Linked DNA regions of Mus musculus: all the other regions are linked to region 3. The links are chromatin loops, found by intact Hi-C in ENCODE. Cell type or tissue: heart. All regions are shown on one strand. Region 1 overlaps 1700020N01Rik (RIKEN cDNA 1700020N01 gene). Region 2 has its middle 36 kb from the start of 1700020N01Rik. Region 3 overlaps Sgk1 (serum/glucocorticoid regulated kinase 1). Region 4 has its middle 26 kb from the start of Gm33892. Region 5 has its middle 12 kb from the start of Gm5420.

Region 1 (5,000 bases), 390 kb after region 3:
TGCCCACTGTCCTCTGGGACTGTAATTACCACAGGGGGACGACACAAGGTTGAGACCACTAAGGTTCCACCACAGAAGGGGAAGGGGTGGAGCTTAAGAGACCCTATTCCTACCAGGGGGTTTACAGGCAGCTGATGGCTGCTTGAAGGAAGACAGTTCTTCAGTGGGACAGTCACTCCTATGTCACCTCGCCCCTCTCCTGTGAGTAGCCACTGCTCTGTGCTCTCACTAGTGTCCAGTGATACTCGGTTGTTTCCTTTCTTTGTCCTTGGTGCTCCACTTGGGGTGAGTACATGGTTTTACTCACTTGCTCCTGGGAAAGTTCACACAGTTGAGCATCACTACTGCGACAGGATAGCTTTAAAAAATCGGTTGTTGCAGTGTCAACTGGCCAGACGCCCCAAGCTCCCGGGAATAGGACCATCAACCAAAGGGCTCCAGCCACATATGTGGCAGAGGATGGCCTTGTTGGACATCAGTGGGAGGAGAGGCCCTTGGGACTAGGGGGTTTGGTGCCCCAGTGTAGGGGAATGTCAGGGAGGGAAGGCAGGAGTGGGCAGGGGTCAGGGGTGGGGGAAGCACCCTTATAGAGGCAGGGCAGGGTGGATGGGATAGGGGTTTCCAGAGGGGAGACCTGGAAAGGTGATAACATTTGAAATGTAAGTAAAAGAAAATATACAATAAAAGAAAAAAGAAAAATAAACCCCGGTTGTTGCTTGAAGCACTCTTTTCCCTGGGAGCATGTGCGCACTGGGGACAGTCTACCATTCCTTCAGTTCACTGAGTTTACACTTCTCACCAGTTCCCATAGCCTGAGAGCCCCTAGGGAACATAGCCCCAAGCAGAGATAATTGGAAAAATGACAAAGATCTCTTCCTTGCACACTGACTCAGATGCCATCCGGGTCGCTGTGGGGAGACACAGACCTACTTTTCGTCCTAATTATCTTATCCATGGAGAAGCTGGTGGTGAAGCCCATGTTGAATGAAGCCCCTTAGCGGTCAGCAGAGCACCTGAGCAGCACAGCTTTATGGGAATATGTGACCCTTTGGGTGCCGACAGACCAGGTTCAGGGTCTTGTTTAATTGTGCCCTAGATCTGTTACTATTTGAAAGTCACTTCGTTTCTCTTAAGCCTCAGCTTCTTTATGTGTAAAATGGGAATAACATTTACCCTACATAACTACGGTATGTGAGATGTTTAGCACAGTTCATAGTACATGGTAAGGACTTGCTAGGATTACAACCGAATGCAGAATTGGCCTCAAACACAACAGAGTTTACATTTGTGTTGTTAGGAATGGTACAAATGGTAACATCAGAATAGTAGAAATGCACCTAGAAGATGCGGTGTTGTTACATAGACACAAGCAAACACTGCGGCAGAAATGTAGGGTACCTGTGCAGGGACAAAGTGCTTGGAAGGAATAGTGTCCCACTAGAGATGGCAGACTTGTTTTCACATCTGGGACCACTTTCCCAAGTCTCCTCCCCTACATCTATGAGGAGAATGGGATAATAGGAAGCCAACACAGGACTGCTCTCAAGTGTAAACGCAATGATGCTTAGACAGAGTCCCTCAGTGTTAGGCCTACGGCTACTCTATTCCATTTCCATAAGTGATGCTCGTCTATTTTTATTGTGCCTGTAGTCACTTCATCTCTATCTACATACTTCTTATGTCCACGCCTATTCCTATTCCATCATCAATGCATCTAGAGAGGAGAGCTTGTGTCTCACTTTAAACTGTGTCATTTGCTTTTAATGGTGACAGTGACAATAATCACAGTGAGACATTGCCTTAGTCATTTGTTTTAAATACTGTTTGAAAGTTTAAAGGCATCTGCGCAGTGTGGTACTTGTAAACATAGCTGGCTCTTGTCGTTATGCTGGATATACAGGCCTCCATTTTCTTTCTCATGGTCATGCTGAAGTACCCTAATGACACATAGGCCATATTGTTCACACAAGGCTTCTCATGACAGAATGATCGGCACAGCCTTACTTTCCTAAATAGTTTGCTGATTCACTCGGTCCATTTTTAAACACCAACAGATTGGCACTGATGACATCTGCTAATTATTTGATTTTCCTCGTGACTGGCATAGGACTGCTGTCTGCAGCAATCACTGTAATATGACCGGTGTGAGGTTTGCACCACCCAGTCACTCCATGACCAATTTGCAGTAATGAGTAGCCTTGTCTATTTTTCTGTTTCCCCTAGAGGTATCATTATTTATTATGTGTTGCAAACACAGCTTCCAGAAGTGCAGCAAAAACCCAGCAACACCTAACTCCAAGTGGAAATCTCACTGTGTTCCTAGTAATGGTTTATCAACTCAGACGGCCTAGGCCTGCCAATAACACAGTTAAGATTCCAGCATCTCTCTGGTTCCGCTCCCAGTCCCCATCCTAGCAGGGAACAGTCTTGGAAGGCTGCTGAAGACCCTGTTTTCTAGACTATGTGTCCCTTTTAGTCCCTGAGACTAGAGTTAAAGATTTTGAGAAGTCCTTTGAAATATGTTCTGTTGATGTTTCTAAACCATTATCATGAACCCCCACGGCTTCAGTGACCCCCGATTGAGGCAGCTTCTTGAATTCAGAGAGCATTAAATCATACCTGTAATCTCAGAGATCTGCTGGCTTGGTTTTGTAATGCTTCAATAAGATGAGAAAAGCGATGGCCTGCACATGTGGTATGACCTCCCTCATTAACTCAATGTGAAGGTCAAAGGTCAAAGCCCATGGACAGTCACCATTCACTGGCTTACCAAAAGAAATGTAGGAAAACGTTCCCTTGCCCCCTAGTGCCCACAGCCTGCTATTGCAAGCAGGTGACTTGGCTCAGAGAACTTCCAAACAGAAGTGAAGGGATTTATAGGTCTACCACTAAGGCACATGGGAAAGTCAAAATTTCGATGGGCTTGTCACACCATGTAGAAGCTAAACTCCAAGTATCAGGTAAACAGTGGCGGAACATCACTAAGGGCCGTAAATTCTCAGCCCCTTCGTGGAGAAAAGCATAAAACAAGCTCTGATTCATTTTTACTGACCTGGGAGGCCCCTGGGGTACAGCCTGGGCCACTGTTTAATAGTCTCTCGATTATGCTAGATTATTTCCCACCTCAGTAGGCTGAAATTTGCTTCTCCCACTGTTTAGAACTTTACCCCACACCCCCACTAAAGCCTCTCTCCCATATGGCCTTTAACAGAAGGGGCTCAACTCAATCTTGTGAAACCACCTTCTCCTTCAAGGCACTCAATCACGGCTAGCTGAATGATTAAACTGTTTTTGTTTTGTTTTTTTTTTTCTGTTCTCATCTCCAATTCTTACACATAGTAGGAGGACAAAGGTCTATCTCATAATGAATGAATGAACTCTAAGTTGAAAACAGACCAATCTTAAATGCAGCAACCCTTCTACTAGGTTTTCAGTCAATCCAGTCTACTAGGTTTCCCGAGCTAGGATGCAGTATAATTCAGAGATCAGCAGAGTGTGGAGAGAAGAGGTGTTAGGAAGGGCAGGGTGAATCAGGAAACACTTCTGTAAACCTCTCTAAGTATAGAAAGAGCAGGAATTCTTTCTAAAGCCCACTTACTTTTCCTATTCTACTTAGAACATAATTCTACTCCAACACTCTGTCTGCACTTTGGACAGACATTAGATGGTAGGTCAACCCACCACATTGCCTGACTGTGTGTGAGGGCCTCTGTCTGTGGTTCCGTTCTCTATACTCCTACACTGGACATAAACTCTAGTGTGCTTTTCCTTTTACAATGGAGGCAATGAGCACAAACAGATCTGAACCCATTGTGCACTGTCACACAGAGGTTAAGAGCAAGCCCGGAGCTGCTCCAGAGCAGCAATGCAGGGAAATGCTCAGCCTTTTGGTAGTTTTGCAGGGCCCACAACTGACCACAGACCATTGGCTGAAATCATAACAATGGGCAGTTTACCTTTGTAATGGCCAATGGGGAAAAGAAAGACAGGAAAAATCCCAGAAGGTTGCTTTGAAGGTCTTCTTCTTGCTTGGTGCAAGTGGAATGTGAACTTGAGATAACATCAAAGGTAGCTCAGAGAGTACTTCCCCTAGAAACCAACCCAATTCCAACCAATGCTGGAAACTCTGTAAGGTCCAGACAACGCAGGCTACTTATGATAGAGCTTGAAAAAACGAAAGGAAACAGACAGTCAGTACTTGTGTAAGTCTCCCTAGATGGAAGATATCAGAAGGGAGGAAAGGTGAGAAACAGAAACCACATGCGAATCCCATTAGTCTAACAACACAATGATTTCTTACTGAAGTCCTTTTACCAAATATTTAAGATTGATTGACAGTGTACTGAGTTCTGTGGCCATGACAGAATAAAATGAAGCCCCTGGTCTTTGGGACTTAACATATCAAAACCAATGAAACAAACAAACAAAGAGAATTTGGCAAAGACATAAACAGGATAATCCCAAAGTCTAACAAGTGTTATAGGAGTGGAGTAGCCAGAGTAGTTGGAGTAGCTGAAGTAGCTGGACAGAGTGAGTAAAGTAGATAGTTGTTTTATATCTGTGCTGTCTCATGCAGTAGTCAGCAGCCACATGTACCTCACACAGTTAAAATGTGAGTGGGGCTGGAGAGGTGGCTCAGTGGTTAGGAACACTTGTTTTTGCAGAGGATCCAGGTTTGGCTTCCAGGACCCACATGGCAGGTCACACCAGTGTACAACTCCAGTTCCAGGGATGGGACACTCCCTTCAAACCTCTGCAGGTGCCAGATGCATACATGGTAGACATAATACATGCAGGCAAAACATTTACACACAATACAACCTAAAAAATCCCCATTACTAGTCCAAATGGAGGTGTGCTTTCAGAGATGGTTAGACTTACTATGAAGAACAAATGAATGCAAAGTACCTCCTTAATAGTTGCTTTAACAGGGCAGGGGATGGCTCAGTGGAGAAGAACGTCTACTATGCAAGCACAAAGACCTAAATTTGAATCCAGTG
Region 2 (5,000 bases), 360 kb after region 3:
TCTTTATTAAATTTTTAGCTATTCATTCAACAAGTTTTCATTAAGTGGTCTGAGTGGGTCTAATCTAGGAAGAAATAACAACTCAAATAGGACCTGGGATGCTTAGAAATACTGGATTCCCCAGTGCGACCTTGCCCCATGGTTCCTATGTCCTACATGTTGTCATCACTTACAGCTCGGTTTTGATTTGTCACCTCTGTGAGACTTATCTATGCTGTCAGTAGAATGGAAGGATACTTTTTATGCACAGCCGCCTTCACAAAGATTCAGGATTATCTTCACCACACACGTCTTGGCAACGTGTCTGAGTGGTTCTGAAGGGTTATGGCACTTTCATCTATGAGATAATATGAATTTATAAGCACACATAAGTATCAGATGGGTATATGAGAAGAAGAGGAAACAGCATGAATTCTGCTAGTCATAGGTTAAGGACTTACTGCTTATAAACTTTTGCCACATTTTTAAAAAAAGAAACTCTTCCCTTTGGCAGATACTCAAGTGGTGAACCATCTTAAAGAGACATCCTGGTGCCTCCCCCAGGAGGCCAAGGTCAACACTAACCATCTGACATTCATTCATGCTTATTGTGTGCATCCATAAAGAAAGGAGTGAGAACAACCCTTGACCTCTGTGGTCTTTCTCCAAAGACCCAGGCCCTATTCAGTCTCAGCCTAAGCAGAAAAAAAAAATAATGTTTGGGCATACTGTCCAAGAAGCAAAACTGTCTAACAAATTTCCTAAAGACATCCAAGGTTGTAAAACAAGAGGAGTCTAAGAAACTATCTCAGTTATGAACACAGCCTGAGATGACAACTCAATAAGCATGTTATAACTACATGGATGTAGCTGTCAAGTAGAAAGGGCCACTGATGTAAAGATAAGGAAATAGATAAAGAGTATACTTTAGCCAGTAATAATCCATACATATCTAAACAAATATAATTATATTAATGTATGACATTAATATTTCAGGGATGCTGAATACAGGGTATATAGAAATTACATCATCTTTTAAACTTTTAAGTAAATCATTACCTACCTATTCAAAAATAAATTGTATTTAAAAACCCATTATGTGTTAGAAGAAAATTGAAGAAAGACTCTTTTGATTTGCTTTGTTTGTTTTCCTCGGAATCTTTGAGTATGGTACTTCTGGTGTTACACCAAGATTGTCCTGGAAATCTTTGGAGTGTCTGAAGCTCGGATGCCTTATATACCCATCTTCCCTGGAGGCTCTGCAGTGAAAGTACAGGGCAAAACTAGGTGCTGCTTGGGGGCTCTCCATTTATCAGGTGTTAGCATAATTATAACAAACAGACCACTTAACAGCAAAACTCATCAAGTCTGTACTGTACTTAAAAAAATAATGTGCAAACATTATAACAAGTAGCATAGACAGATGGGAAAAAAAAAACCTGCCCATCTTCCCTCTTATTTCTCTCCCTGTATCCCTTGTTCCTTCTGCCTGGCTAGTTACAGTGCTGAAGAAACTAGCCATTCTGATTTCTATATTCACATTTCATCACAAACATTCTCAGGTCATTTCCTATCGTCAACTTTTCATTTTGAAAGGATGGGTAACAGTGAAATAAGCTGCTACGCTATAATTGAATTGAATTCTCTAAAAGCCAATGCTTCAGTTAACCATGTCTACCACAAGGGACTGAGCTCCCTGTGGCTCATCCTGTGTCACCCAACTGAATGCTCAGATGATGTCTAGAGTATATTTATTCCTTGGGAAGACATTCTGAACTCCTGACCTGAGTCTCCTGCCAGGGGTGCACAGAGTCCATGCTCAGCAGTTTTGGGGATTGCAACGCAGAGCTGCACAGCTCTGCAGTAACCGGACCTCATCTTTCCTTTCTGCTTTTTAAGATGCCTCACTGTGAAATCAAACTTGTTTGGCTCCAGGCATTCAAAATGCCTTTCATTTACTCACGAAGAGACGATAACTGTGGTTAACTTTATGTACCACATGATTGAAAAATGAAATGTTCTCATGGACAGGGTTGCAAAAAAAGATAACCAAAATGGATGAAGGAAGGAGGCGATGATGGACCGACCATAAGTCATCCGGTTACAGTTTCTTGGAAGATGGAGAGAATGCATATCTTGTTTGATGTCCTCAAGCCAAGAGCGTATCTAATGCCTGTCAACTCCTCTAAGGAGAAAAACGCTGGATACACCTAACCCTCTTCCTCTTCTCCTCTCCCCCTCTCTCTCCTGCAAGGCATAGATTATTAAAAGGAAATTTGCTTTTCTTCTTAAGGTCATTGCAAAAACCTAGCTTCAGTTCTGATCTTGGTACACATAAGAGACAGGAAAGAAAGTGGATTGTTAAACTGAAAAACAAGCAAGCAAGCAAACAAACAAACATATAAATGGTTCTGTAATAAAAGGTACTGGACACTAGAGGGATTGGACCAAAATGTAGAGGAGTGTTCAGTACCAACTTATAAAAATGGTCACTACACTGGCAGAATTTATGTCAGAGGATGGAAAACATGAGTAATGTTCTTGCCAAAAAGGACATTCTGGACCGACCCATGCAAACAAGCAATCAGAGGCTGGAGCCTGGCCGAGCCAGCCCCATGAGGAAACAGCTGTGAGGTCAGCCTCAGCTTAGCAACACAGGCAGTCTCTTTCTCTCCGTATTAGAGTCAACACAGAAAGCTCATGGCCCACCCAAACAGGGAATGGAAGGCTCCAGAAAGCTGGAATATGCATACGGTGCCCTCGGGTTTCCTCTGACTCATGCTGGTAACTGTGAGCCACAGGGACAAATCTTCACCTGTGACTTTGCTTCGATCGGGCACTCTGACTTGTTGACCTTGTGAAACGTTAAGAGGCAAGTGGGTGTTCATTTTGTGTTGCTACCACAGATTACTTTATCACAGGAATTATGTGAAGAAAAGAGATTTGACTCAATTTTGGGGTCACAATGTCCAAATAGAACAACGATATTTGTAGGTAACATCCCCAACTGTGTCACAGTATTGTGGAGAAGTAAAAAATGAAAATGTCTGTGGGCATAAGAGATCAAGTACATGGGATGGTCTCATTATGTGCAACTCATCCCCAAAAGAACTACCTTAATGCCCTTCAAAGGTGCTGCTGCTATGACCTAACCACCTTCCACTAAGCCTACCCCTTAAAGAGGCAGACTATTACAATGGAGCCCAAGCTTCTATTACAGCACATGGCTCTCTGGGGGACAGAGAACATACCTAAATCATACTGGGGACCAACTACATAGAGCTTTTGATAGCTGAACAGGAGAAAGGGTTTTGTTTGTTTGTTTGTTTGTTTTTGCCTTTAATCAGGCTGGTTTACTTTTCAATAGGACTCCTTATGTCATGGACTCCAGCCTATCTTTAAACAATTTAAAGTTACAAAAAGCCCATGCTTTTCCTTCCTTCTGAATATTTTTGTTCCTGTCATATTTTTTCTCTTTGGAGGTTACTTCTTAAAACTTCATGCAGCATTTTTCTATGTTTAAATAACTCAAAATCAGACAACACATCATTTATTTCTTGCAGCATAGTTGACCTTGTGATGCCACATTTTCTCGTTCTTCATAGGAAATCAATCTGGGTAGTAAAGAACCCATGTGCTTTATAGTCTACTTCAAACTCTGAGCTAACCTAGTAAATCAAGCTATAAATGAAAATTACCAATGGGGGAAAGAGTCTTTTCTATTTAACTTTTCAGGGAAAAAAAATCAGTCCAGTAGTTTCCAAGGCGCTGCGTTTACCTTGCCAACTTCCATTACAAACCCTGGCTAACAGCATGGCCCAAAAAGTGGCTCATTATTAACTATGTGGGCAAATATTAAAAAAATAAAAGAGAGAAACAGAGTTGGGGTCTACTTATCGATTAAAAACAGAGAGATGCAAATGCCAGTTAAAGATGGAGACCTTGTATGAGATCCTCTAAGGTGGATACAGACACTGCCCTTTCTGCCAAGCTGTGCCAGGCAGGGCTGTGCTGCAAGAGAACCTCAGACTCCTAGTATAGAGTCTGACTCCCTTCTCTGGACTCCCGGGTTCAAGGCAGGGGATTGGTAAGGGCAAGGCTTAGGAGGTCAGACAAGTCAAGGATAAATGAGACTTATGTGGCTGGATGAACAAGAGCCACCTGACCCAGAAAATATACCTTGATTGGGAGGCTGGGGCAGGATTTCACCCTGGTCCATTTTCTCTGAAGTCCCATTTTATACAGACAGCAAGCACACATTTGTATATGCAATGGGCAGGTAGCAGAATGTAGGGCTTATTCTGTGGACATTAAGTGGGAAGACAGAAGGTCTGGTCCATTACTAAGGCAGTTATGAGATTGTCGAGTGAGAGGGACCATTTCTGTCTTACTCAGATTCTCACCATGCCACTAGCCCTTACATGTAGGTAAATCTGTTTGGAAAGTTCAAGGGCTTCTGACTGTAATTCATCTTGCAGCATTACCGTGAGGCTTTGTCTGAGACTCTCAATGCTGAGTGAGAAGCTGCTCCAACCACACAGCACTCACTTCCCGACAGACCTTCTGTGCGCCTTTTGTTCTTAGCCCTTGGAACTTCTGAGTTGTTTAGCTCAAGCTCTTGGTAGATGCCTCTGTGAGATGTTTAGACCAGCATACAGATTCACCACTGGCTATTCAGCAAGTTACATAGAAAACACAGCACACAAAGAAATCGGAACCCTGTCAGAGCAAACTCAAACTCTACCGAGTAGGTGCCGCTGCTTTTGGACTGGAGAAACTGTTTCTTTGACACGTAACTGATTCGAAGTGTAGAAGTTTTTTCTCAGGGCCACCACATCCCATCCTAGCTTCACCTTGTTGTTCAGGCTGTGTACAGATGCTGTATGCTCTCATTTGGTAATGCACTGAAATGTATCCTTGTCTACTAAGTTTGGAACTCAAATTACCATGCCAAAGTGGACACACTCTATTACTGGTGCAAGGCATATTATTTTCTTGATCACAGAGCTATAATCCTTTTC
Region 3 (5,000 bases):
GGCCGAGTCGCTTCCGAAAACGCCTTTTTTGTGCTTTTGGCCAAAACTAAGCAAGGCTGAAAAATCCCAGAACTTGGAAGAGGAGGAAGGAAGGCGGGGGGGGGGGGGTATGAGGGGGTCAGGAATGTGTAGGGGAGGGGGCGGAAATAAGTCTCTGCTCTACAAAAAAAAAAAGTACAATCTTCATTTCACTTTTTTTTCCAACTAATCTCCGAGAACATTCTGTTCTTTCCGCATAAATTTTGAGCCTTGCAAATTTTAATCCTAGCCATGCCAAGAACACGTGAGGAGGTGGCGAGTTAGAGGGAGCAGGGGTTTCTCTCCAGGACCGACCTGGAGTGACCCTTGCGTGGTCAGTACCCTAGCCCGGGTCCCTCTCTCACAAGGAAAAAAAAAAAAAAAAAAAACTGCCAAGATTGCATTGCACTGCCTTAAACCCCGTCCGTTTTTTCCTAATCTCCACTACCCTTCCTCCTTTGGGCTACCGGATGGCTGATGCAGGTAGACTTAATTTTTATATCCCCTTGCTTTTTTTTTTTTCAAGTTCACATAACTGAAACCCTTTAACTCTTTAAATATTAGTAAGAGACTCATCTCAAAAAGCTGGGAACAGAGGGAAGCTGCAGGAGAGGCAGCCGGAGTTGGGCAGGAGTGAGGTGCCTTACAGTCCCCTCGCCGCTGGGTGATGCCTGGCGCTGCAGCTTGACCGCCAACGTGGGGACGCGCGCCAGCGCTGGCTGGGAAGCCCAGAGCACCGGGTCTGGGCCAGGGCCGGGAAGGCGGCTACTTGGGCCAGTACCTGGCGCTCGCCGTGCTTTCTGCGGTGACTGCCCTGCCATGACCCCTTGCTGCGAAGGGCACTTTAGAATTTGACACACTACAAAATACCAGTTGTCAGGTCAGGAAAAGCACGCGAAGCTCTTTTCCCTCCCTCCGTCTTGGGCAAGTTTGTTTTGTAGCAGCAGCCACCTCCCATCACCTAACTCAATCTCTAGTCTCAGCTGCTTCTTGATTTGCTCACTTCGGACAGCTAGAGACCAGGAGAACGGACGCGCAACTCTAGAGACGAAATTTTGCTTAGTAGACGTCCTTCACAATGTACTTAGGGTGCCTGAAATTGGCACTCCAAACTAAAACAAGGTGTAGGCGATTCCGAATCATAGCAACCAGCCCCTGCTTTTTCCGTGCTTGGATTCTGCATAAACTATGAATTTGTTATTGCCAGTGAGTGCCTCCAAACCATGTGGTACCAGTCGTTTGTTTAGCCCAGTCCTGCCCTGCCCTGCCCTGCCCTGCCCTGCCCCCTCCGCATCTGCCGGGTAACTTCCCCTCCAGAAAACGTTTGCTTTGAAACACCAATCTCCACGAAGATGTTTGCTTATTTGTTTGAAACTATTAAATCAGGAACTCGTCCAGAGTCCCTCCCTAGTGCATCACCTAGCTTTCAGGAGCTTCCTCCAGCCTCTCCCAGATATCTTTGTTTTACTCATCCCATCCAAATTACAGTACTCAGAACACGAACCTTTCCAAGGGGATCTTAAGGTCTCCTCTTTCATTCTTCACAATGCTGCAGAGGTGGAGGCTGGGGTTACTTTATGGAGGAAGAACTAGTAGTTACGGAAAAAGTTAGCCTCCAGGCTATGTGCCTCTGATGAGACTGGAAGCGCCAGATGACCAGGGAGCTCCAGCCAGAGGCCGCTTGCTATTGCCTTTCTGTTCTGAGTCCCACTTTATATCTAAAGGAAATTTACATACAGGAAGGGAGCAAGCTGCAAAGTTCAACACTGGGCTACTTATCCTGCCGTTGCAACATCATCCAGAAAATTACAGTCATCAGCATCCTGGGCTTATTTCACCAGTAAGACATACAAGAAATGCAACTTAACTGATTAGCACCGCAAATCAGTCCAGAAAAAAAATCGAAACACACGCACAGGGGCTGGTCTCCCAGGGAAGAAGCTCTTGCATGCATTCCAAAAGGAATGTGGAATTCAAGTCCGAGGCCTCCGAGTGCAATGAAGAGAAAGCTCAACCATATATTTGTGGTTGGAATAGAAAAGGACCAATTTGCATGTGCCCCTTCCTCCCCATGCCTCCGGAATGGTCAGCGATTGGAGACGGATGGTCTGCTAACCTTATCATTTAACGGAGAGGGAATCAAGTTGTTGAGACTGGCTTTTCTTCCAACCGGATACCTGATGGGTGGAGCAGGCGCCCCCAGTTCTGTCCCAGCAACCTACTAAGACTTCCGAACAGGAAGATGACACACGGCAGTGGAGGGAGGGAGGGTTGGGGGGAATGTACGATGCTCCCGTTAACCGGGCACAGACTTGAGGTCGCCCCTTGATTCAACCACTTAATCTAGTCTCCTTCCTTTGTCCAGGTAGTCCTGCTACCAGGAGGTTATCGGGCCCCTTCCCAGAGTCTCCCTCCTAGCTAAGTGGCTGAACTTGCCTGACGACTCAGTGGATGTGCAGGCTAGGGGGCGATCGAGTTCTCTGAGAGAACTCCAGAAGACTGGATTGCCCTGGAGCTCTAATGTGTCCCAGAGCATAGCCCTGCAATTCTTCCCGGAGCCTGAAAGTGCAGAGCTTTGGTGGGAGACTGGCTTACTAACTAGTCCAAACTCCCCTAGCCAGTGGTCTCACAAGTATGCGTCAGTATGGGCAAACCGACAACCCAAACTGACGGAACTGGTTTACCAAGCTGTAAACAGAACATAACTGTTACTGTTTTGGAAAGCTGCCTTGCTCCTATTGCTGTTGGAAAATGGACTATGCAAACACTGAAACATGACAGTTTAATATAATTTATTTAATTCAAAGCTTCACAGAAGACGATTTCTCCATATACTAGAGGAACTGGTTTGAAATGCATTGTCTAAATAAATACTCTGCTACATCTACTCTTGGGCTCCTTAATCCTCAAGTTGTGATGACGTAGATAGATATTTCATCGATAATAAGAAAATATCATTTTGTATTGCTCCAGCACACACATGTGTACAGTTTAGCTCCCCTCTCCCCTGGCCTTTTATACTCATTGGTAATGTAGGTACAAAACTTTCCTTGCGGAATCCTCAAAACACACAGAACCATCAGAAAAACCACAGTTATTATATAAAATATAGAGAGAGCAACTGAATCGATGAGTTTTTGTTGAGGGTTGTCACTAAGAGCATGTCTTTTTATTAAAATAGTAACCCCCAGGAAAATTGATGACAAACGACTTGATTCATGAGAATTAATATGGACAAGTGGTGTCTAAGCATCTATTTCTGGAGCACAGCTTCTATCATAATTGTTACCATCCATATGTAACTGTCAAAAGTGGCATGCATAAAGATGAGAGGCACAGGAGAAAACAAGAGAAGTATACACTGTCCTTAATGATGTCATTAAGTTATTAAATCCACACTGCTAAGCTTATTTATTACGGAACTCCCCCACCCCCAAGAAATGATAATACTGATGTTCTACAAACATTCTTTCTAGAAAGAGAAGTTTTAAGTGTTAATAAGGGGCAGAGTGGAAGAATCCAGGGCGTTCTTGGAAGAATGAAAATCTAGGTAGCAACAGCAGGTAGGTCTGTGACTCTGCAAAGTCAGTTTCACTCCATCTTTGGAATGTGGCCAGGGCCCTGATACAATGAACAACAAATAAAAAGTTTATAGAACATCAACAACCTTACCAGCCAGAATACATGTAGAACACTACCTATTTGCCTTGTGTTTAACTCTTAAGAGTTACCTGGGGGGCTGGAGGTTAAGAGCACTGACTGCTCTTCCAGAGCTCCTGAGTGCAAATCCCAGCAACCACATGATGGCTCACAACCATCCATAATGAGATCTGATGCCCTCCTCTGGTATGTCTGAAGATAGCTACAGTGTACTTACATATAATAATAAATAAAATCTTTAATAAAAAAAAACAACAACAGTTACCTGGGGGCCAGGAGGCAGGGGAATTGTTTTAGAAAGTTTCTATCTAATCATGAAAAATAATGGTCTATCTGACTAGAAAAGGAAATTGGGAGAGTCTTGGAATCAAAATTAAATACTGTGTATGACCTAACATCAAGAGACCAAGGTCTCACAGAAAGCCTTACATACGGTCAACAAAGCTGTTGGGCTACCTACCCGTTTATATTCTAAAAGGCCCCTTACCATTGCATACAAACTAATCCAGACAGTGAACTGGGTTGAGGAGCCCACTCTTCCTCCTCCAGCTTCAATTGCTCCAGGGTGAATCTACTCATGAAGCCCACATTCCAGGAAATCTCAAATCCTTGTCTTGATCATCATTAACACAGAACCTGGTATTTCTTTGCAGATCCATGACTTGAGATTATGAAAATTAGATCCAAGATGGAGACGGTTAAGGCGCTCTCTTTCAACCCTCCCTATTTTACAAAGTGCTCATAGAAAGAAAACAACTCCCAATTTCTGACAGATCTGTCAAACTAGGGTAAAAGCTAAAAGCCTTCCTTGGCTCACATTCCAAGTCTCTCCTGAAATCTTTCCCATCCTGACCCTGTAATTGTTCTATGAGGAAGCTAGAGCAGTTGAGGCCACCCCTAGGCTACAGTGTCCTACAAACCCTGCCCACAGATGACAGAAAGAAAAGACAACGTGATAGTAGTAGTGGGGGGCAGGGGCTGGAGAATTGCTTGGTGTCTTTTCTTGTACATTAATGGTCTTTCATCTTGACCATATTTTTTATGTCCCTCACACAAGCTCAGGAGACACAGTGAATACAGATGGTGAACGAATGCCTGGTCAAACACTTAGCTCTAAGTGAGGCCTGCTATCTGCAAGAATTTCTTGTCATCTCTGTAGAGTGGGGCTACTGATATTTTCATCCCATAAATTGTGAAAAATAATGAACATAAAGAAATTATATGCCTCTTTCAAGATGGACTTTCATATGGAAAACATGACTATATCTGTTGGTGATACACACACCTTACAACTTCATATAAAAAGCCTCAAACAAGGAGGC
Region 4 (5,000 bases), 450 kb after region 3:
GTTGTGTGAGACTCTTTTCTGTAAAGTAAAAATTAAAATCTGCCCTGCTTTAAATTAGACACGAACTATAAACGCCAACAAGAGAACAGGGTTAGAGTTCTGAAAGCCAAAGAACGGGTGGCGTGAACAAAGAACAAGGTGGTGGAGGATTGCCACGCAGGGCAGCAGGTTCACGGGTGATTGTTGTGTTATGAAAACGGAGAGTGAGTGCGTACGTGTTATACAAACCGTGGAATACCTGACATGATCTAAGGACTACATTTGATTCATTTCTAAAAGGCATCTCTCATTTAGGGTGAGTTGAATGGGAAACTTGAGGTCCTCTTCCCCCTGCAACAGGAGCGAGCACCGCCCAAGCTGGAATAAGCCGACTCTGCTTGATGACGTCATGGAACCATGGCCCTGGTGTGCTGAGCCACCCACTCTCCAGGACACGCTCTCCATCTGCCTCTGTTCTTAGCGCCCATGTCAATGAAGACAAACAACAACAAATCAAAAAGTAAAAACCCACTTCCGGACTGATGCTCAGGAAGTGTGGATGGGGTATCCACCCAGATGTGAGACACAGGTGAGTCAGATTAACCAAGAACTCCTGTAGTGAAGAACAAATCCTAGAGGACCCTATTCCAATCTCCACGTGATTCCGTGAAAGCAGCCGTTTGTTTTGCTGAGGGTTGTAACAAGCTAAAGGTACTATTTCAGAGAGGCAACTGATAAAATCCTGGCCAACTTCGCAGAGTGCTTTCTAGTGCCCCAATTAGAAAGAACAAATACGGCCTGTGTTTCAATCGGCAGACGCCGCTCCAAACACTTGTCTTCTACCGCAGCAGCTTCGCGTTCTGTGTGCTCCAAATGATGACAACAGCAACACTAACAATCTATAAAGGAACAATTATTGTGAGTTTTCTTTCTGCCTATAAAAAATTGGAAATCAGAAAACTATATAAAGATGATATGTAAAATATCCGCTATCCTCCAACAGAAAAAAAACCACAAACTTTCGTTAACTTCTGGTGTGGGCCATGTGTCCTTTTCTTAATAGATACATTATTTTTCTTATTTGACTATGCCTTCCTCCTCTTTCAGTATTTAGAACACATTGCTTTATATTCTTCTTGTTTTATTTTATTTAAAAAAAAAAACCCACATTTCCAGGATTCCATTTGTCATTTTTAGAAACATGCCTTCTAACAATTGCATTACAAGTTGTCATGTGGCTCTATCATTTATGTCCCTGGTATTGAACATTGGTGGTGTTCCCAGTACCAAGACATGATGTCATGTGACTCTGGTTGGATGTAATTCATTCTGCATGTCTATCATTTTCCTTTAGGGTAACCTAAGAAATAGAATCTCTGAATCGAAGGACAATGCTTTTAAGACTTTTAAGAAAGTAAATACACTAAATTGCTCTTCAGAAAATTGTATTTATCTTTATCCTTGTCAGTATTACCTTCAGTGTCTCACAGGATATCAATATTTTACCTCTCTTGATTTGATGGGAAAAATTGACATCCTCTTGGCTCCCTCTTCATTCCTTTAATTATCAAGGAATGACCTTGAACTGTTTGCTTATTAGCCACTTGTATTTCTCAACGGTTAAGTATTTTTACCTAATATATATATATATATATATATATATATATATATATACATATATATATATATATATATATATTTGCTGTTTATAAGAGTCTGTCTTGTAATGACAGTAACAGTGTTATATGTGTTGCCAAAAGTATTCAACAATTCTGCTTATTGAAAACTGATTGACATTTTCATAGACATGTAGATGTCTGCATGCTCTTTCTTTACATTATCAATTGTAGCAATCTTCCCCTTGACGCTCCCTTTTTCTTTCTTAGAAAGCTCATTTCCATAGCAAGATCAAACAAACAACTTACTCTGTTTCAGTTTCTCTCCAGCTGTTTTAGTGTGTACAATGACTTCATTCACCTTGATCAATTTTTGACTTTGACATCAAGGAAGACTCTAGTAGTGTTTTCATACAGATAGTTAGCTATTTTTCTGGCATCGTTTGATAATTGTTCTCATTTCATTTGGGTTGTGAGGTAAGAATTGCTGCCAGAATGCATAGAAAAGCAGTTCTGAACTGAGATGAAAGCAGCTTTTCCTCCAGAACCCCCTGCTGTGGCTCAAGGTCGTCTTACCCCAGCCTCTTGATGCTTCCTCTCAAAGGCAGGCTTTAGTTCAGATCTGGTCACAGACAAATATTACCCTCATTGTTCAAAATTCAGTTCTGATTAAAAACAACAACAACAACAGTAACAAAACCAACCAACCAAACAAAACCCACCGTGCTGTGATGAAAAGAGGGCCATTCCCCAAAACAAAACCCAACGCTCCAAAATTGCTGAGATGAAAGCTGTCCACCTCCCATCCCTAATCGTGTTTGCTTTTGAACCACTTCACACTTTTTAAAAGAATCTCTACTCCTGTGATGTCCACGGTTGCCACACTATTCAAATCAATATCAAACAAAAATCCTGACGGGTCACCTAGGCTGCAGCCTTCTAAAATAGTGCTCTGTAATCAGGCGTCTCTCTGCAGGAAACAGGCCTTCCTACAGCAGGAAACAGAGGAAGCAGGCCTGGAGACAGCAATCCCAGGGCTTGCTTTTCTGGCAACCCCTGACTCAGGAAATCACTGAATTGAGTAGTCAATCTGTGGAGCAATTTACCATGTCATCCACTTCCCGGCAACAGATATTTGGAAGCATTTATAGTCTAATACAACTCTGTCAGCTCGAGGTTGCTGTTGCTTCTCTGCATGAGCTCCAGGGTCAGAGGTTTCTCTGCAGTTTCTCCACCACCAGGACTTTTCGGCTCCTTCCTCCCTGGCCAGGCTCCACCAGTCTCATCTTCCCTTTGATTTTAGTCTTGATCAAGCAAGTTCTTGTCTTAAGAACTAAATATAAATTGTGTTTGGGTGGGTGGAGGTCCCTGCAGTGTTTTCTATGGAAAACACAGTTGAGTGTGTGAAACCATGAAGATACACCTGAGTGCCCGAGCATCTGTAGTAGGGAGACCAGTAAACACTCATTGTGGGTGATAAGAATTCTGTACTGGAATGGACAGTTTCACGCGGCTGGCGAACATGTGTCCAAAAACCCTAAGAGCAAACAGGCATCACCAATACAGCAGGACCGTGCCTGTGCTACATGCATAGTTACATTATTACACCTGAGAACTACAGATAACTTAGGTCAATGTGAGGCTGCTCCCAGAGCTCAGCCTTTAGTCACAATGCTACTGTCTTGATCAGGACCCTGTGGCTGTAGCAACAAAACCCAGAAATGAGCGTCCTGAGCCACTGAATGTTGAAAAGGGGAAACTGAAGAAGACATCCTAAACACAGGGTACAGTTTCCAAAGGTGCACGCCACAGCTTCCTGAAAATTTAAGTGAACTTCTCAAGTTCTTTCCTGCCTTTGGCTCTTGCAGTCCTGTGAGGCCTTTTCCCAGTCTGTCAAGGATGGGCATAAGGAGGGTAAGTCTGATTGTTACAGTCCGCAGAGGCCCTCAGTGGTGTGGCTAAGATTCTGAATGCGACCCCCCCTCCCCAATCCCCAGTCTCGTATCACATTCTCTTCTCTGTACAGGTTCCAATATTCTCTATACCTCTTGTTCTCCTGAGGAATAAAGTGGAGATATTAAGATCTAGCTTTGTCAAGAAAACAACAAGAAATGACATTTGAGCATCTAGGAGAGTACTATGCAGAAGGAGCCATTGTTATTCTGGTAGGAAGCCTGTGTTACTCTCTACCTCTAGTCTTACTGTTACAAAGATGGGCTGTTTACCTGGACAAGGAACCTGGAGCTCACTCAGCACGTGAGTGAAATGTCACTCTGCATGCCTCCATGTGTTTCAATTAAATCATGAACTCCCCCAGATAGCCACTGTGCATTTATTTAATGTATTGCTTCAAGGGACTCATACAAAAATCTATGATTCTTAAGCATTGTCATGTTTTTTAACAAGAATCTACCTCCAAGTCGGGTTCTGGGTACTTGAGAATGAATTAAAATTCACAGGCAAATCCTAAAATAAGAGTCTATCAACTAACAGGACACAGCTGTTTCTCCCTACCTTGCTTTTCGTCTACTTTTCTGTGGTCTTACCCAGTAGAGGGACAAAACACACATGCCCTTCTGGAACCATGAATAAAACATGAAGATTGCTGTGTATGATTACAGGCAATTTGCTATTCAAATTCACTAATGGGGATATTCATCAGGGAAAGTATCCCCCAAACCTTCCTATTAGGAACTAAATCCCAATGGTTAGCATTTCAAAAACTACATGATTTGAATACATTTTTGAGCCAGCCAATGGAAAATTATATTGATTCTACATGTATCCAGCTTGTAGTTAGCTCAGTAATTCCTTTACTTTGTCCAGCACAAACTAATAGTCTCTTTTTCTTTCCCTGGTAGAAAAGTAGACTGTTTTTGAAGACTGCAGAGCAGTGGGTGGGGGAGAGTGGAGGAGAGAGGGCTGTGGCAGAACATGTAATTCACTCTGCATTGTGCAGCAGTGTTGGCAAGTGTGAAAGATTATACAAATCTTTGCTTCATAAGATCTGATTCGGGTAGAGGAAAAAAAAATCCTCCCCTACAACAGATATTAGTGCAGGGCTATATAACAATATAACCCCCTCTCTAAAACTTTGGATTGTATTATGGGCTTTTATAATACTTTTGTAACAGCACTAGGTGTGGTGGTATAAACCTGTACCCTCTGGAGGATGAGGGAGGATTGTGATTTAGCTTGGTATAACAGTGTGAGATGTCTATAAAAGAAGAGGAAGAGGAGGAGGAAGAAAAAGAAAAAGATGATGATAAAGGGGGAGGAGGAGAAGGAAGAGGACTAGGAAGAGGAGGAAGAAGAGGAGAAGGAAGAGGAGGAAAAGGAAGAAGAGGTTGAGGAAAGCAAGAGGAGGAGGAAAGGCATTTCAGTAAAGCGTAGAACCTTACATAA
Region 5 (5,000 bases), 290 kb after region 3:
CAGAAAAGTCCCATTTAATGTAGCCTGAAACCTTCTCCAGAAGATTAAAAAAATTAGATAATATGATAGTTTGTGTACCTTCTTTGTAGGTAAGGAAAAAAAATATATAATTATTACCTCAAGAGATGAGTCCAGAGTGTCATGACCCATGAATGATATAGAAGTAAGATATTAAGACTCTTGAATAACTTCCCCTTTTACAAACTAGATTCTAACCATAGCACAGAGAAGCTTCACATCTGGAAATCACAAGACCACAGCTGCCCACGACGACTGCTGTACAGAAAAGGGATTCAGGATTCCACGGGACCTCGCCCACTACCTCGACAGTCCCCTGGAAGACCTCTGGAATATTTCTTTTGCCTCTGACTCTTTCTGTGATTCTGCAATCTTTTCCTACTACCTAGCTGATTGTCTGTAGACACTTTAGTTCAAAGTCTCAAAAGAGAGGACAGGATTGGTTCAGTTCATCACCGTCATTCCCAGGGGGCACTACTCTTTGTGTCAGACCTCTTCTCAGGCTGTTGGCCAGACATGGTCAGCCACCTTTGGGAGAGGGGTGCATCAAATTCAATTAGCTATGGATAACACAGCACTGTAGAGCAAGATTTGGCTACACATACCTAGGAAACTTCTAAGAGTGACTTCCCAAGTAGCTGTGGGTTTCTGAAGAGAACACGAGGCATGGCTACCATGTTAGGTGTGGTGAGCACTATAAATGGATGCTTTAGTATAACAGTGGACCTTAGTCCAAAAACAAAGACAAATCCTTTACCTCCTTTTTAGAGAAACATTTCTTTTTTTTCAAGTAACACACACACACACACACACACACACACACACACACCCCACTTCTACTAGTATACTTAAGTTGTGAAAATAAAATCCCGAGGGGTAGGTGCTTAAACTATAGGATTTCTTTTTTTTTTTAGGTTCTGGAGTCTGGGAAAGTCAAGGTCACAGTGCTGTCTGATGTAATTCAGTTCCTTAGTGAAGGCTGTCTTCTTGCATGAAGATGGCTGCATTCTCTGTCTTCACATAGCAGACAATGAGAAATAAGCTTTTTGTTGTCTCTCTTTATAAGCATTCATCATGATGAAGGCTCCACTTTCAGAATCTCATTCATCTAAACCTAAAATACCTTTTCAAAGCCCATCTCAAAACAAGCATATTGGCAGGGATGGAGCCCACATCTAATATGGATGTTGCGGGAAGGGGAGGCTTAACTTGGTCCACACCATTCTTTCCCTGTTCTAATGTATCTTCCTCTTGAGGTTCGATGCACACTCTGACCGTCTCATTTCACTTCAAGACATCTTTCTCTCCCTTCCCTTTTATTTGCTCAGAGTTCTGCGTTGTATGGCAGGAACAAATGGATTTTTATCTAATCCCAAGGGTGCCACAAATAAAAGCTAGTGGAATGTCAATTCCAAAGATTCAAAGAGAAAAATTACATACCCAACCATCATAGCCAAATTAATTAAAGCAAGTAATTAATTAAAGCAAGCCTTTTTATTTTGTGTGCAAGCTGTCGTCCCCCCCCCCGCCCCCCGTGGTGTTTGAGAAATCAGCTTTAGATATGAGGAAGACAGGGTTTTATACTTCAGGGGAAAGGGGTTCCCAAATGGGGATTTGACAGGGAAAATAGGTGGGGTTACAGAAGCAGGACCAAAAAAAAAGGTGGTCATAACAAGGTAGTCACAATAATCTTTTGAAACAAAGGTAGGGTTGCAAGATGGTCATTACAAATCTTTGAAACAAAGACATGATTGCAAGATGGTCTTAAGGTAGTCATAACAACTGGTGGTCATAACAACTGGTGGAAATAAAGGTATGATTGCCATTTCCTGGAGTAGACAATACAGAGGTATTTGTAGTTAAGGCTACAGGTGGGTTATAACCCAATCTTTGAGCAGCAGAGGTTTAATCATAAACAGGAATAAACCTAGCTCGTTTTTACTATAAGATGGTTTTTAAGCCTAAGATGGAGGTAGGCTAGTTCATTAAGAATCTGAGTCCCACCACCTCTACATTGTAGATATTCCTGCAGCTATAGCAGGATTTAAGATCCAAGTCCTCAAATGGTTCGCATTCTGAGAGTGTGATAGGTAGCTTGAAATATTCTCATGAAAACAGCTCCTGAGTTTATTTAACTATAGAATATGTACAGGTTGAGTTCTGGGGAAACTAAGAACATCAGAAGACTAAGTATTACAATATAGCTGGAAAAAGCCAGAAATCTAGTGAGTTCTCACATTTAACAAGAACAATAATGTACGTTTTAACCTTTCTATTATTTTCTCTTTTAACCTCTTTTAAGGTTTAAAAAAAAAGTCTCCTTTCTACTATAGCAGCTCTCAGAAACATTCAGTCACATTGAAGCCCATTTCATTTGAGAATAACCCAAGTTGCCCAGCAGATTCCTATTTTTGTTAATTGGAGTTTTTGCATACATTTTGTTAAGGTCTAAAATTACTATAAGCAGAACAAGAGATTGTTCTGTGTCATTTACATAGTTGGAGAGCTCGCCAAGGGTATCCATTATGTATATGGCAAGGGAAGCTGTTGGGCTGTCACATACAACATTTAGCATACTTTCTTCAAGTTCCCACTGCCTCTGTGAAATTCAGAGGAACTCAAAAAGAGCATATTTCAAACTGTTATTGGTGTTCTTTGTACTGCCTTGTGCTTTTAGTAACAAGATTATGGATTCCTTTTCAAAGAAGTGTAAACTTTTTCTTTATTTTTAATTTTTAAGAGTGGTAGCTAAGAATACATAGGCTCTGATTTGGATGAGTTGTAGCTTCGCTACAACGTTCCACACCCTTGGAAACGTGTTTCCCTTGTTAGCATCTCTCTTTGCCTTGATTTCTTCACAGATTAGATTGGGATCATGCTGGTCTGGTGAAATGGTTATGGGATCAGGGACAATGGCTATGTCAAGTGTCCGGCACATGGCAAGCACCCTGTACATTGTTATTTGGATAAGCTCTGCAGCCAGCTGTTTACATTTAAAGGGCATGCACATTCTCTGAGCTTGCTGTGGCTTGAAAGCCCTCTTTCCTGCCTGGTGGCCGACTTTCCCTTTCCTCATTGTTCTAAGAATACTTCGGCATATGGGCCATTGTAAATAGTAACAATTGTTTGGTTGTTCCATGAGACAGGAGAGCCCTTCCTGGAGCCTGGCTGACAGAGCTGTCTGTCTGACCTGTCTAGCTGCTCAAGGGCTGGAGACAAGGCTCAGTGTGCTCACTTCCTCCTTAGGACAAGAACAGTGTCCTTAACCAAAATAGTCTTCTTGCAGGCACTACCCAGAATAAACACAAAGGAAATAAGGGTAAAAGCCACTGCAGCCTCATTAAAGTAGAATTCTCCACCAGATATATCCAGTAACAGGTAGCAGAGTGTATGAGCCATTTTATGCCAATTCTAACATACAAATGGAGTAATTCTAAATGGTTCTGTTTAAGTTAATTGAACACAGATATTTTATCTTTTAAGCCTGGAGGGCTGCATTTGTAAATAAAGATAACGTAGTCAAAAAGCCTAATACTTAAATTATTCATGGGGTTGAGAAAAATCAGTTAACATATACGTGTGTATGCGTGTGTGTGTGTGTGTGTGTGTGTGTGTGTGTGTGTGTATGTGTGTGTATGTGTGAACACAGGAACAGACATGTTACAACATGCATGTGAAGGTCAGTAGATACACTTAGGTATTGATGTCTTGCCTTCCACCTTGACAGAGATAGGGTCTCCTAGAGGCACATGCCAGGCTAGGTGGTTCACAAACTCCTGGAGATTCTCCTGTCTCTAAAGCCCATTTTGTCTTAGGAGTGTTGGGATTATAGACACATCCTACCGTGTCCAGCTTTCCAAGCTGCAGTCCTCACACTTCCATAGCAAGGATGTTACCAAGTGAGCCATGTCCTTAGCCTAGAAAAGGCAAGTCAAATCCTGATCCAGTATAAGTGCAACTCATTGATGATATTATTTGACAAAATTTGAAGGACATCATTTTGATAACTTTACAGACATGAAAAGCTTCATTGCATAAAGGAGTTGCACTCCTTCATTCAGGAGGGAACCATCCTCTAAGTAGGGTTTGGCTGGTCTGCCGGGAAACTTTTACATACATAGAGAAGAAAGCTGTGGTACGAGCAGCTTCCACATGTAGATCTGAGAGAAGCTGCTGCAAAAGAATATATGATGTTCAAAGTTATGTATATATAACATTATTATATATAATACAGAATACACCAACAATGGGCTTAGAGTAAAATGGTCATGTGTGAGCAAGAAGAGAACATTTAACTCAGGTTATATCTGAAAGTAAATTCCAGAAATATTAAGGAACCAAATAGAAACAAAGAAAACTTTTGAGGCATTTGAAGACACTTGTGTAAGTATTGGATGAGGGAAATCTTTGTTGGTAAGATAAAAAAATTCAAAGTAAAATTTTGAATGTATTTCAAAAAAATTCCTCATATTCTTGAGTGTGAGGTGGCATACGAATCAAAGTTTGGGGTGGGTAGTTGGTTAAATGAAAATGTATAACTCATATTTAGCATAGAGAACAAATGATTTTCTAAGAGAAAATATTTAGAACACACAGGATAATGACCTGGTATTCCCAATACAGTAAAGGCACGTATCACTTAATTAGAAAATGACAGATGTGTCAGAGCACCTCACAACACAGGGACGCAAGAACCTGAAAACATAAGAGATGTCTCCTGTTGATACTGTGATCGGAGAAACAAAACTTGAGTCACATTGGAGGAAGGGGCAGTTTCTCTACCAGAATGAGTCCTAACACTTAGTGTGATGAAATTTGGGGGAAATAGACCCTCTAGGGATGCCAACAACACTAGGAATGGCTCAAAATTAGCTTTAGTCCCCAAATAATCTAGCCCTTTTCAAAATGTAAAAATAGTCACCTCTTTTCCTGTAATCTCAGCTCAGTTATATTATAGAAATCACAGTACAATAGAAAACACA

What was found. Peaks named below come from ENCODE experiments on the same cell type or tissue, not always from the same donor. Only the 100,000 strongest peaks of a DNase experiment are listed, where the experiment ranks them.
Region 1: it touches region 3 in a loop (7-fold over the local background); 35 of 42 quality-filtered maps call a loop at or near these places.
Region 2: a loop joins it to region 3, with 7 times the contacts of the local background. A loop is called at or near these places in 5 of 42 quality-filtered maps.
Region 4: a loop joins it to region 3, with 10 times the contacts of the local background. A loop is called at or near these places in 5 of 42 quality-filtered maps.
Region 5: it touches region 3 in a loop (7-fold over the local background); 10 of 42 quality-filtered maps call a loop at or near these places.

What each region holds. Positions count from the first base shown.
Region 1 is chr10:21,598,930-21,603,929 of GRCm38, reverse strand. The region is part of intron 2 of 1700020N01Rik (RIKEN cDNA 1700020N01 gene); the gene reads right to left. Among named protein-coding and RNA genes, the nearest start is that of 1700020N01Rik, 8.3 kb to the right of the region's middle. In heart, a CTCF peak has its summit at 2,812 (motif pointing left); a DNase peak (open chromatin) is centred at 2,809.
Region 2 is chr10:21,626,322-21,631,321 of GRCm38, reverse strand. No RefSeq gene overlaps it. Among named protein-coding and RNA genes, the nearest start is that of 1700020N01Rik, 36 kb to the right of the region's middle. In heart, a CTCF peak has its summit at 2,433; a DNase peak (open chromatin) is centred at 2,591.
Region 3 is chr10:21,988,930-21,993,929 of GRCm38, reverse strand. The region is part of intron 3 of Sgk1 (serum/glucocorticoid regulated kinase 1); the gene reads right to left. Among named protein-coding and RNA genes, the nearest start is that of Gm34267, 67 kb to the left of the region's middle. In heart, CTCF peaks have their summits at 681 and 2,480; DNase peaks (open chromatin) are centred at 309, 719, 2,299, 2,329 and 1 weaker place; H3K4me3 peaks cover 2,614 bases; H3K27ac peaks cover 2,068 bases.
Region 4 is chr10:21,543,292-21,548,291 of GRCm38, reverse strand. No RefSeq gene overlaps it. Among named protein-coding and RNA genes, the nearest start is that of Gm33892, 26 kb to the left of the region's middle. In heart, no CTCF peak of the experiment used is centred here; a DNase peak (open chromatin) is centred at 2,631.
Region 5 is chr10:21,699,885-21,704,884 of GRCm38, reverse strand. No RefSeq gene overlaps it. Among named protein-coding and RNA genes, the nearest start is that of Gm5420, 12 kb to the right of the region's middle. In heart, no CTCF peak of the experiment used is centred here; a DNase peak (open chromatin) is centred at 3,124; H3K27ac peaks cover 277 bases.